Regions from separate parts of the Mus musculus genome. Here region 1 is linked to region 2. Evidence: chromatin loops called from intact Hi-C (ENCODE). Cell type or tissue: gastrocnemius. All regions are shown on one strand.

What was found. Hi-C counts contacts between places; a loop is a spot of excess contacts. Peaks named below come from ENCODE experiments on the same cell type or tissue, not always from the same donor. Only the 100,000 strongest peaks of a DNase experiment are listed, where the experiment ranks them.
Region 1: a loop joins it to region 2, with 3 times the contacts of the local background. A loop is called at or near these places in 7 of 42 quality-filtered maps.

What each region holds. Positions count from the first base shown.
Region 1 is chr17:27,255,671-27,259,670 of GRCm38, reverse strand. No RefSeq gene overlaps it. Among named protein-coding and RNA genes, the nearest start is that of 9630028I04Rik, 9.6 kb to the right of the region's middle. In gastrocnemius, a CTCF peak has its summit at 2,153 (motif pointing left); a DNase peak (open chromatin) is centred at 2,108.
Region 2 is chr17:27,518,814-27,522,813 of GRCm38, reverse strand. It overlaps the pseudogene Gm16005. Among named protein-coding and RNA genes, the nearest start is that of Grm4, 7.4 kb to the right of the region's middle. In gastrocnemius, no CTCF peak of the experiment used is centred here; a DNase peak (open chromatin) is centred at 2,053.

The DNA.
Region 1 (4,000 bases), 260 kb after region 2:
CAGCCTGGTCTACAAAGTGAGTTCCAGGACAGCCAGGGCTATACAGAGAAACCCTGTCTCAGAAAAAAAAAAAAGTTAAAAGTTACACAGGACACTCCTTAGTAAAAGGATTTCCAGAGGCTTTGACAGAACAGACCCTGGTGTGAACCTGAGCACACAGCTGCTTGTGGACACGCTGTGGGGCTCACACTTTCCCTCCCATCCCCAGGGTCTTCACAGAAGACTGTGCACCCAGAGCAGATTACTCAGAATGCCCAAGCCTCGGGCAAGGGCCGACTTGTCAGGCAAGGTACACAAATCTTTTTCCTGAGGGTTGGGCTAGCCTGAGGCAGCTCCCCTGGGCTGGTATGCCTGTGGTTGATTCTACAGTTTCTGAGAAAAACTCAGTTCCTGGGGTTCCAGCCCCCAGGGAGGCCATCACAACAGGAAGCCTCATGGTCCCTGATGAGCAGGCTCCCACTCAGGGAGATGAGGGCCCAGAAGAGACAAAGACAAAGGAACCTGGGCAGGAAAGGGGAGGGGAAAGGAAGCCTTGTAAGAAAGCAGAGGGTGGGTAGGGAGAGGGGACAGACAGCCCTGGTATGAAGGATATCTAGTGAAGGAACTCTGCCAAACATGTACACCGGACTCTGAAATGCCAGGAAGAGCCGTGGTGACCCAGAGCCAAGTGGGCACAGTGGGGACGAATGTGGCTAGGTTTTGATGGGAGGTCTGAACCAAGGGCACCCCACCCCACCATGGGTCTCCATAGGTCAGCCCCGTTTAGAGCAGTGTGGGGGTGCACAAGCACACGTTCAGCTGGGGGGGGGGGGGGGGCAAGGGACACAGTTCAGAGCTAGGAGGTTTCAGTCTGATCAAAAGGTGGCAGGAAGGGACCTTGAAATGTGAAGAGAGAGAAGGAAACCCATGGGGGTTCCACAGCTCCAACCAGAGGGACTCTGTCTAAAACTGGCCAGCCCTGGAGACAGCCCTGTGACGGCTGGGTAGGCAGTTCCCCAACCCCCCTTTGCCGGTGCCAGTCAGATGTTACCAGCTAAGCAGCCTTCCGATACACACAGCTTACACAAGCTTACACAAGCCCTTACACAAGCTGTGGACCCTGGTGGGGGTGAGGGTAGGGGTGGGGATCAATGCAGGCAGAGGAGCCTTTCTTGTGATTCACAGGAGACTGGGAGACCCTGCCAAGGGTCTTGGAGTTGACACCTCTCACAGACAGCACCCATCTGTCTAAAGGTAACATAGAGGTCTGGAGTGGGTGGGCCCTTAACCCTGGGCAGTAGAGCACACAGTCTACAGGAGTTCAAGGCCAGCCTCAGCTACACTCTGAGTGTTTAGCTAAGCTATATTAAAAAAACTAGGAGAGGAGGAGGCAGGAGAAATGATCAGGATGGCCTTAATCTAACCCAGGATTTCAAACCTTCCAGCGGGGCAGACTGGGGAGGTCCTGCCCAACCTGGGGAGACGGAGGGGTGGGGTGGGGTGTGTGTGTGTGTGTGTGTGTGTGATGGTATCTCTGCCTCCCAGGCCTGAAACTTAAGGATTCTTTGGAAAGTCAGTTGTGTTGGATGGTATTCTGCTAAGACAAACACATGAAGGGATGTTTCCCTGAAGAGACACAGGAGAAAGGATGTTCTGCTAAAGCAAGCACGTGAAAGGACTCGTGATGTAAGATTTCTCCGATAATGACACACAGGTATTGGTCCATCTTACACTGCGTAGTTGAGCTGCATCTCTTGGGACTCCATAGAGAGAAATACACCAAAAAATCTTTTAGTGGTGTGCTGCAGTTTCTTGTCGATTTCTCAAACTCGGGCCTGATTGGCAGAGTGATGTCAGCTGAGACAGACCCGTGGAGGACGTATCAAAAGGACTGGATGGACAGTGATGGTGGCTGAGCTAAGCTTGCTTACAGAGCGAGCTGTGCAAGGCTTGTTGACCTCAAGTCTGCTGGTCTTCACTTTGTTGAGAGAGGCACACAACAGTCAAGAACTTCTCCTGGTGTTCCTGGCGATCCAAATCCCTCCTGCTGACTCGTGCCAATTCAGCTGAGGCCTGGCTGTTGCTGCTGGGTTGAGCCACGCTGCTGCTATCCTGACAGTGCTGGTGGATCCATGAATTGCTTGAGAGTGGATCGAGCTGCTGCCGCCTGCTGACCTGTGAACTGAACTGCCTGTTTCCAGACAGCGCAGATGAGAGTTGCTCCAAAGAATCTTTCTACACAGGTCCACTTTCCCACACACACTCCACCCCCGTAGGTGGTAGGCTAGAAGGGAGGTTAGAACATTTAAGAAACCATCATTAGGCTTTGAAAAGTAGGCTTTGAAAAGAATTAAAGTTACACGGTCCAGAGAAAACTGCCAGAACTCCCCTTCCCCCTCTGCCGCCCTGGGAGGAGGGAAGTTGGGTGCCTTGGCCCATTCTGCACAGAGGTAAACTGAGGGTACTGGAGACTAGCCCCTCAGCAGAATGCAGGCCTAATGGGCACAGATCCCTAGTCTGACCTATGTATGAGTTAAATGCAAAATGACCGCACCAGCCAGCTGTCACCCCCGCCCTCCGCCCTCTGCTCTAGCTCTTCAGCTTTGCCCAACCCCAACCACTTTTCAAGGCCTTCCTTGACTGGGACCAAGAGAGAGAACACATCCTGGGGCACTGCTCCGAGGGACTGCAGCTTCTTCCAACCAGCTCAACCCAGTAGCATGGTTGCCAGGCAGGGAGAGTGACGCCTGCCCGCGGCCCGGTCATTCTTCACGGGCTGTGGCAGCTTGTGTAGATCTGTACTGCTCCCTCCTCCGTCACGATTAGCAGACAGTGGGCGACAAGGGTCGGTCACAGGAGCAGCTGTGGCGGCTGGGGAAGTGCTCATACCCCTAGACAAAAGTAAGGTGCCTGCTTGAGGTGAGTTGGGGAGGGGGAGGGAGGATGGGGGATGTATCACATCATGACACTGTGACCTCTGAACCCACGTGTGGGTGAGCAGGGAAAGGGACCCATGCTCCAGCCCTGGGCAGGGAAGGCTCCCAGAAAGGAAAAACACCTACCATTGGCACCCAGCCTTGCGCCAGGGACCCGACACCATGTGTCCACAGATGGGCTTTTATGAGAGGTGAGCCCTCACAGAGCTGTGAAGGACAGAAAAGAGGCTATCTCTGCCGCAGACCTCCTCTGCTCCTCCAGCTATCGTCCCTCTGGGTAGCTGTTCCTTGTGTGTCCTGTGACTCGTGTGTGCAGTGGTTTGATGCGCTATTGTTCCGAGTGTGGGGTGGTCAGCCCCAGGACATGGCAGGAAGTATGGACAAGCCTAAGGCTTTAGAAGTGCTGGTCAAAGGACCCCCTACTGGCTTCCGAGGAATGGAGGGTTCTAGGAGGGGGCAAGCCTGCCTGGGTAGAGTGTCATCTAGATCCTGGGCTGGCTAGGGCTAGCAGGAGGCAGGCCTGATAGGAGGGAGCACCTAGAAAGGAGTCCCTGTACCCTGCCTCTCCAGCCCCACAGGCCTGCTCCCCAGCCCAGGTCCTCCCCAGCCCAGGGCCCTTTTCTTCTGGGGTTTCTCTATTCCCTAAGCCTGGTTGTCCACAGTGATTTGTGGCCCTGACAAGGTGAATTGTGGGTAAAGCGGCTGTCCAAATGGGGAACAAATTGGAACAGCAGCTCTAGCTGCTGCCATCCATCACAGGGAGAACGGCGGGCCGTGTCGGCAGTGCCACCAGCCTTTGCTCGCCTGCCCCAGAGGCAAAGGAAACAGCCCTCTTCCCTCCTACAATGGGGTAGCCTTGGGGTGGCTGGGGGTTGGGGAGGCACAGGAGAGGCTGAGCTTCCTCAGTCTCAGCATTTCTTGGTCTGTCTGCCCTACTGACCTCACCGCACATTCAGGCATCTCCTGAGATGTTTGTGGCATCAGCAGAAATCAGACATAAACCTAGAATGTGTTATAATTATTATTACCATCGTCTGACTTGGTATCTCAGGCTGGCCTCAAACTCTGGATCCTCCTGCCTCAGC
Region 2 (4,000 bases):
CTCTTGGGTTTAGGTGTTGTTCCTTCACAGAATCCATGTCTGCGGTAGACAATCTTTAGGTGCCTCATCTGACCAGTCCCGGTAGTGTTTCGTCTCTTAGCCTTGGCACTCCAGCTATACTTTCTCTTGTGCTCAGTAGGGAGCCACACTTGCCACAGGTCAACTTCTGAAGGTGGTAGGCCTTGGAGCTACAGTGGTGGCACAGCGTGTGTGTCTTATTGCGACGCTTTCCAAAGGATGACATTCATCATCTTGCTTCCACTGGCGAGGCCAAAAAGCCATCCTGATGGCCCAGTCTAGTGAACATTTTTGGGTAGAGCTTGAAGGCCCATTCATCTAAGCCAAGATAAGCCATTTGGTTAAAGGACACCCCACACCCCCATCTCAACCCCTTCTCTCTGCCCAAGATGGCAGAGTCCCACATAAAGCCCTCTGTCCCTTGTCTGAGGGTAGACCATGGAACACCCCAGCCCCTCTGCCCACCATCTCCACTCCTATCTCTGTTATTTGTACATCTCTGTAAGTTCAAGACCAGGTGGACCCAAATAGTGAGATGGTGTCTTCACAAAGTAACCTACCAATTAAAATAAAACAAACCATGCCACAGTTAAAACAAAGAGGGGTAAGGAAGAGCCAGGTGGTGGTGGTGGCACACACCTTTAATCCCAGCACTTGGGAGACAGAGGCAGGTGGATCTCTGAGTTCGAGGCCAGCCTGGTCTACAGAGTGAGTTCCAGGACAGCCAGGGCTGCACAGAGAAACCCTGTCTTGAAACGGTCCACCCCCCCCCCCCCAGTAAGGAGAGACTATTAGGGAAGACATATTGAACCTCTGGCTCTAGAGATACACACATGGGTACACACAGAGGCACAAATGTCACACCTCTCTTGGGAATATCAGCCTGGCCTTGCTAGGGCTGACAATGCTCAGGAGGCTGAGTTCTTTGTCGCCTCCCCTGTCACCCCACACATCTCTGGGGTTGCTGAGGAGGGGGCTACCTCAGGACAGCCTTCCTTCCCTGCACTGAGAGTGCAGCTGTGTGCACTGAGTCCCTGCTCTATTTTGGAGAGTTCGAGGCTGGGGACCTTGTGCAAGTCTGCTGTCTATTGCTGTGATAAAGATGTAGCCCAAAGGCAACTTGGAGAACACAGGGCGCACTTGGCTTACGGGGCCCTGATCACAGCCCATCAGTGATGTAAACCTAGTCAGGAGTCAACACAGACACACGGAGAGTCACTGCTCGCTGTCCACACCAGGACAGTAACTGCCATGGCTGCCCTTTCTTTTCAGACATGTCTCCCTGGGTAGCCATGGCTGCCTTCTGAATGCTGGGATCGAACCTGTTTGCTTCCATGCCTGGGTCTAGCTTACCTTCTTACACTTGTCTCAGGATGAAACTGTGGTCCTCCACATCAATTAATCAAGAGAACCCCCACCCCCACCCCCAGCCTTTCCTACAGGCCAAACTGATGGTGGTTTTTCTCAATAGAGTTTGCTTGTTTTCAAATGACTGTAACTTGGGTTAAGTTTACAAAAGAGAAATCACGGGCGTTTTGCATAGATTTGGGTTTGGCTGGTTTGAGGTGCAGCCTCAAACTTAGTCGGAGTCCTTGTGGTTCGAGCGTGCAGCAAGGGTGAGAGAAGGAGGGAACTGGGATTGGGAAAGGCTGACGGTTACAACTTTCTACCCATCCTTGCTGGCTTCCACACCTCGGCATCGCAGCCCACTCAAGAAACCGGGGACCCGCACGGGTCTCTTTCAAAGGGCATATGTGGATTAGAAAAGCCTTGTCGTCATTGCAGGTGAGTGGCTGCGCACGAATCTGAGGGCGGCGGCCCAGCTGGAAAATGGTCCTGAAATAGGGGCCCTGCCACCCCCGCTGCCTCCTCCCGGAATCTGTTCAGGTGAAAACAACTCTCTGCATCCCGGCGTCTCCCCCTCCTCCCGCTCCTGCCAACTCACACCTGAGCCTGGGTCCCGCTCAGATCCGCGGACGCACCAGCGGCCGGCCAGCGCGTGCAGTGAGGCCGCTCGGCCACGAGGCGGCGCTGCAGGCCCGCGATGGGAGCGTACCCAGGTTCTGCTCGCCGCCGGCACCTGAGAGCCCATCTCTATTTGAAGGTGGTGGCCCGAGGCCAAAGGGAATTTCATCCTGTGGACGATCCTTAGAACAATTCACTCATGCTGCTACTGGTGCAGGGGAGGGTCGGGGCCCTGCAGGACCCCCCACCCCACCCTAGGCCTCTCATGTTCTTTGCTGCTTTTGGTCCATTTCCACACTTTCTGAAGCCTAAACTTGGTAAGAGATAGCCCACTGATCATGTGCCCAGATAACATTAGTTACACATTACAAGGTATAGAAATGGAGGAGACACATAATTCCTCCATCTTTGGGAGGAGAACCACGGACATGAGTACCCTAAAATTCTCCACTTGGGCTTATAAGGTTGAGGGGGAGTTGGGGGTAGAGAAGGGATCTGGACAGAGGGTGAGAGGGGGCCATTGGGTGCTGCCTCCAGATCTGCCCAACCTGACCCATGGAGTGTTGCCTCTCTGTAGAGGAGATGCTGTAGATAGGGGTGGCCTGACTGCACTGTGACTGTGGCTTTGGTGTGGGCCGTGGAGCTTTGAACCTTGGGGCATGTTAGCTCCAGGGGACTACACCCTCTTGTGATCCTGGATTGGTGCTGTGTTGAGATAGGGTTTCCTCGTGTAGCCCAGGCTGGCCTCAAATTAGATGCTCCTGAGCCCACAGATGTGTGCTAAGTAGAACACCTTGGCTGACTACCCCAGCCTCCTTGGTCTGTGTTCTCCGGGCCGTGGTGTGGCTCGTTTCTCGGCAGCCTGCACCTGGGCAGTGTGGAGGGAGAGTTGCCTTGGAATGGCGTCTTTGACATCAGGTGGGGATCCTGCCTTGGGGTCTCTGAGACTGAGCACTGGGCTAAGCTGACTTGGTTTCTCCAGGGTCCTGGGATCTGCGTGCCACACTGGCCTAGTAACTTTGGCTTGGCTTCTAAGTGTCCTCTGATCCCCCGTGTGGGTTGTTACAGGAGTGGCTGACTCACGTGGTCTTGGTGGCCCACCTGAAAGCTTACAAACTTTTTCTTCCCGCACCCAGTGACACAACCCCACCCTGGGTGGGGACAGCTCTTCTCCTCCTCTGCCGTTCCCACCTTCGCCTGCCTGTCCCTCTCTTTTTCCATTGTGGGGGCCCCACGTCCCACTCCAGCTGGTTGAAAGTCTATTAATATTTCAGTTTGATGAATTAAAGATTCTTCCCTACCCTCCTTCTGATGTCCCAGGAGGGAATTAAGAGCGCATCCGATCCAATCAAACGCCATTAGAATGCAGCCCACGAGGGTAGGAGCCTGCGGTGTAAGCTTTTCTTCCCCAGCCTGCTTTGTCCTCTTTGGGGGTCTGCGCAGGGGTGAGGTGGCTGAGAGGCAAAGGCAGGAGGGGCGGAGTCAGAGGTCACCAGGGACTGGGGGTGTGTCCTTGCAGCTGTGACCTCTGCCCCTGGCCAAGGCACGAGATCCTGTTCCCCTCCCTGCAACCTCCATGGGCTTTTTTTCTGGGTCAGCCCAGCTTTCATGGTGCTGTGTGCTCCGTCTGAAGATAACCTCAGAGAAGCCCTTGGATCGATGGCCTCCTCTGGCGGCTGGCAGTGAACTGTCCGGTGGCGTTTCCAGATTTCTGTCCATCCTGGTCCCCTACAGTTAGATACAGTTCCATGGCCGCTGTCCAGCATTTTCCTAAATAGGCCAGGGCTGCAGTGGGGGGGGGGTGGCTGACAGAGGGGCACCCCACTCACCTATCAGCTGGGCTGTGTGGCACCAGCCCCAATCGTGGGGGTGCCTTACTCCTGGTCCTTCCTTTTTTTCCCATCCAGGCTAGAGTTGAGTGGCAGACCATATTATGATTCAGTTGATGGCCAGGCTGGGACAGCACCAGATAGGACAGCAGGCCTAAGAGTGTTGGCAGGGCAGAGGCAGAATGTCC